Linked DNA regions of Mus musculus: region 2 is linked to region 1. A link is a loop called in an ENCODE intact Hi-C map of the cell type or tissue named here. Cell type or tissue: heart. All regions are shown on one strand.

The links. Peaks named below come from ENCODE experiments on the same cell type or tissue, not always from the same donor. Only the 100,000 strongest peaks of a DNase experiment are listed, where the experiment ranks them.
Region 2: a loop joins it to region 1, with 2.5 times the contacts of the local background. A loop is called at or near these places in 2 of 42 quality-filtered maps.

Annotation. Positions count from the first base shown.
Region 1 is chr7:45,123,840-45,126,339 of GRCm38, reverse strand. Rps11 (ribosomal protein S11) reads left to right here and starts at 1,951. Exons shown (of 5, transcript NM_013725.4): 1 at 1,951-2,043. The coding sequence starts at 2,029. It overlaps Rpl13a (ribosomal protein L13A), which reads left to right. Exons shown (of 8, transcript NM_009438.5): 7 at 103-225; 8 at 308-777. The coding sequence ends at 394. In heart, a CTCF peak has its summit at 1,204 (motif pointing left); DNase peaks (open chromatin) are centred at 59 and 1,899; H3K4me3 peaks cover 2,408 bases; H3K27ac peaks cover 2,328 bases.
Region 2 is chr7:45,016,417-45,018,916 of GRCm38, reverse strand. It overlaps Rras (related RAS viral (r-ras) oncogene), which reads right to left and starts at 975. Exons shown (of 6, transcript NM_009101.3): 1 at 749-975. The coding sequence starts at 901. In heart, a CTCF peak has its summit at 941; DNase peaks (open chromatin) are centred at 1,246 and 1,436; H3K4me3 peaks cover 2,500 bases; H3K27ac peaks cover 2,376 bases.

The DNA of each region.
Region 1 (2,500 bases):
CGTGCTGGGGATGAGTCCTTGAAATAGGGTCCCTAGGCCCTCCGGCTCACCCTTGTGCTGCTGGGGCACATTCCATGTCCTTACAGCCTTGTGCCTCTGCAGTTTGCTTACCTGGGGCGTCTGGCGCATGAGGTCGGGTGGAAGTACCAGGCAGTGACAGCCACTCTGGAGGAGAAACGGAAGGAAAAGGCCAAGATGCACTATCGGAAGAAGAAGCAGATCTTGGTGAGGACGGACACTGAGATCCAGGATTAGGGGGGCGCAGGTGAGAAGCAACCGCTCTGACATGTGTCTTTTCACACCACAGAGGTTACGGAAACAGGCAGAAAAGAATGTGGAGAAGAAAATCTGCAAGTTCACAGAGGTCCTCAAGACCAACGGACTCCTGGTGTGAACCCAATAAAGACTGTTTGCCTCATGCCTGCCTGGCCTGCCCTTCCTCCGCCGCCAACTAGGGAAGTGGGGACCAAAGGTTCCTTAGGCACTGCTCCTGTGGGTAGAGGGGACATTAGAGAGCTGACAGCGCACCACCTGCATGAGTTTTTATTAAAGTGCAAACCATGGGATGAATCAGTTGAGCTTCAGTGTTGAAAATGAGTAGCAGGGCTGCCCCACCCACCTGACCAAGTACCCTATTCTGCAGCTATGAAAATGAGATCTGCACATGAGCTGGGGTTCACAAGTGCACACTTGGAGCACTGCCTTGCTCCTTCCCAGCAGACCACAAAGCAGTATTTTTCTGGAGGATTTTATGTGCTAATAAATTATTTGACTTAAGTGTGTACGATGTGTGCTGTGCAGAGAGGGGCAGAGGGCACCAGCAGGTCATCTGCATGGGGGGCCCCTTTGGGTGAATCCTTGCTCACGGGATAGGCTTTGTTGCTCAAAAGTTGCAGATATACATCTTGGGTCCTGTCCTAGATGGTGTTACTGTAAGTCAGCACCAAGATACAAGAGCTGGTACCTGGACTGTAGGAGGTCAGGCCATGACACAAAGGCTGGGACTAAAGGCATTTACCACGCCTGAGTCTTCTGGTTCTTTAAACATCAAATCCTTCCGGGGGCTGGCGAGATGGCTCAGTGGTTAAGAGCACAGACTGCTCTTACGAAGGATCCGAGTTCAAATCCCAGCAACCAAATGGTGCCTAACAACTATCCATAATGAAATCTGATGCCCTCTTCTGGAGTATCTGAGAACAGCTACAGTGTACTTACATATAATCTTAAAAATGCTTCCCATGTTAACCACCACTAGAGTTTTTATTACAGCTAGCTGACCTGGAAGCCAAGTCCTTATGCCTCCGTGAGTGCTGGGGTTAAAAAGATCCAGCACCACTCAAAATGTCAATCTATTTTGAAAATATGCTTTATACTGTTCTAGCCCATCTGTGCAGGGCTAGAACGGTGAATACGAGAAACTGACACAAGCTTTTGCCACCTGGCTAAATGGTTCCTCTATTACCTGGGGTGGTCACCTAAGGTTAGACACTCATCCACGAGTAGTCAGGACATAAACCCATCAAAGTGTGGGTAGACGCGCAGCCTGAGATACTGTCAACAAAGGACATGCGACCTTGGTGACGTCGGCCTTTAATAAAAGGAAGAAAGGTTGACTATTCGGTCGACGCTGGCTGCTCCTGACATCGTATGGCAGATACTCTGCTGTAAAGCGGTTCACCCCTTTCTTGAGACCCGCTCTGCACGGCCGCTTCTCTCTGGAAACTGAATCCCAGCACGTGTTTCCCAACCCGTACGGCACGCCTTCTCCGCCCTAAGCCTCGCCGTACCACATGATGCACGTTTCCTCCACATCGTGCTCCTGAAATCTCGCGAGATGATAGGATCTTCCCGCCCCTTAGTCCTCCCCCGTCATGGCGGCGTACGGACAGTCCCAGGAACGCGGGCTCTCGCCGGAAGTACCTCCCACCTCCGTGAGGATAACCCCGCGTCACTTCCGCCCCGACCTCGCGTGGTGAATAAGGAAGCCGGGAGCGGCCCTGCCTCTCCCTTTCTCCGGCGGCCGGGAAGATGGCGGACATTCAGGTTCGAGCGTTTAGTTGCTTTCCCCCGACGCTTCGGTGTGGAGCGTATCCCTTGGCGTCCTCGTTGTCTTACGCATTAGCTGAAGCGAGGATGCCTGCGAATGCCTTCGTCTCAGGCGGCTCGGAAATCCGGGCTCTACGCAGTAATGGGGTCCCTGGCGCTTCGGGAGTTGGTTCTTAAAGCTCAGAGCTTAACGGGTGAGGGATTGTGGCGGGAGGAGGGCATCCTGCGGCGCGGGAGTCCTGCGGCGGCAGAGCCGGGGACACTGGGTAAAGCAGGTTTTTTCCCCTTGATGGAGACTGAGGCCCGGACCTCGTGCGCTCTACGGCAGGGCTGCGGTCCCGACCTCGCTGTAGTTTTCAGTGTGAGCGCAGCTCTGGCCTCGATGAGCTTAGGCTTGTCTTAAACTTGCCATCCTGCCTCAACCTCAACCGGGATGACAGATCCGGCCCACCAG
Region 2 (2,500 bases), 110 kb after region 1:
GGGTGAGAACAGCCTGGAGGGTTGGTTCCTGATGTAGGAGAGGTCTATTTATGGGACCTAGAACCTTCCAAGTAACAGGTCTCTGGAGGCTGTGAAAAACCTGAGTTCTATGCTTTTCTTTTTAAATCTGGAGATGACATGGGAGCTACTTAGAGTTTTCAGGGTTGAGGGTAAGGAGTTTGAGTGGGGAACTTAGGATGGAGAAATGGTTGGTTTTCCTTGGGGGTAGGATGGGGGGCTGCATTTAGCAGAATGGGGTATGCCAGATATTGGTGTTTTCCCAGGATGGTCATGTAGCAGGATCTTTCTGAAATCTCAGGTCTGAAGGGAAATCCTCTTCAAGCAGGGGTTACAGGGTGCCTGTTTTAGGACAGAGTGGTCCCAGCTGAGTCTTAGAATCAAAGTCTGGGCAATGATCAGGAGATTAGAGCCTCGGGGAGTGCTTGGGGTCTGAATGGAGCAACTGTTTGGAATTTAGGGTACTCCCAGTTGGTGAGCGGGGCTAGACAGACTAGGATGAGGGCTCTCAGGTACCTCTAGGAGGGTGATTTGTCCCAGGACATATTAGGAGAAAGCTTCCCCTCATGAAGGGGGTGGAGGCCCTGGGCATTTGGAGTCGCAATCAGAGGGTTAGAGATCCTCTTAGGAGGGTCTTAATGATGGTTCTGGGAGAAGCGAAAGTTTCAGGGAACCCAAAGGGCTCAAAGTCTCGATCTCGGGGAAACCCTCCCCGGTGAGGGCCCACTACCTGGATGAACTGGATGGTCAGCGCGCTCTTGCCCACGCCGCCGCCGCCTACGACCACCAGCTTGTGAGTCTCGCCGGGCGGGGGGTCCCTGGGTCCCGGCCCCCCGCCCCGGGGCCGCCCCCGCCCAGTCCCGGACGCCGCCCCGCTGCTCATGTCGCCACCGCTGCTGCTGCCGCCGCTACCGCCTAGGGGGAGTCAGGAGAGACCAAGGGGTGGGTTATGCTAATAATACTGCATAAACATGAGCTTTGGCCAGAGGACACGAGTCTCCGGATGCTTCTGGAGGAGGCGAGGCCAGAGTGAGGGAGGAGCTAGACTAATAAGGGTAGGGGAAACAAGGTTGCAAAAACGGGGAATTCCAAGAGGGGTGGGGATATGCTAATGACCCTGTGTCCACCCTAAGCACAGCCACGAGCTCTCCTCCTGCAGTCCGCCTTTGGGAGGAGCTATGCTAATAAACCCCATCTTTGGGCGAAAAAGTTTTCTTCGGGGCGGGGATATGCAAATTAAATGTTGCGGTAGTTATTATCTAAGGACCACTGTTTCTGGTAGGTGTGGCTTGGGGCTCCTTCTCAGGGCCGTATATAGGGAGATCTTAGGACAGCACAGGTCTCAAAATTAATCTCCGCCTCCTCCCTGGGATTGTCGCCAAGTTCTCTGCCCCAGCTTCGTTCTAGAGGCTGGCGTCTCGGCCTGTCTATGGACTTAGGCTTCCGGTTCCCGCTGTCCCAGCCAAACGGAAGATAGACTGGGAGGGGAGCTGGGGCCCTGGAGGGGGACAGCAGGGTAACTGGGCAGGACGGGCTGTGAGATCACCACATTCCTAATCCATGAGCCAGTTCATCCTAGTCGGGAAGTCCGGGTCTAGAAGGGCCGACAGCCAGGATTTCTGGGCTTTGGAAGGATGCGGTTGATAGCTCAGACACTGGTTCCTACGAGAGTATTGAGTTAGAGACTTAGATTTCTCCGGTCCGACTCCGGTCCAGGGGGTCGGGAGGGGCTCCTTACTACTACTGGGAAAGCTGGGAGTCTGGACTCATGGGGCCAAAGGATGGAGAGTCTGGGGACCCAGAATTCTGAGTTCGAGGGCATGAGTGCTCCGGGAGGGTTGTGGAAGAATTTAGCACTTACATTTATGTAAGATATGGTATTGACGTCCTGAAAGGGAAGAGGATTGAAATTCCAGAGTCCCAAGGAAGAGGGAAATGAGTCTTCACTCATCTGCTCTGAACCAGAAGACTCAGAGTTTGGATTTTCCTGTCCTGAGTAAAGGAGCTCTGGTTTGACTCCTGAGTTCTGAATTTAATGGAGATTATTTTAAGTTAAAGCCTATTCTGGACATCTTAGAATGAACTTATCTCAAAACAAACAAACGAAAAGAGGACTATAGATATAGTTTAGTGATAACATAGAACGTTTGTCTACCATGTATGAGCATTTAAATTCAATCTCTAGTTCCCCCCCCCCAATAAATAATTTTAGAAGCTGGGCATGATAACTGACGAGTCCCAGCACTGGGGAAACAGAAGCAGAAAGACAGCAGCAAGTTCCAAGCCCGTCTGAGATACATAAGACAGCGTCTCAAAAAAATCTTCTTAGGATTTATAGGAGAAAAAAATTAGAAGGGTTTCATATTCAGAAAGGACGACCATGGGCGGGGTAGCGTCCATCTTAATTGAACTACAATTCCCATGGATCTCAACAACGGAGCGCCTTTTTTACATCACTTCCTGATCCGCCGCCTTTTTCCCC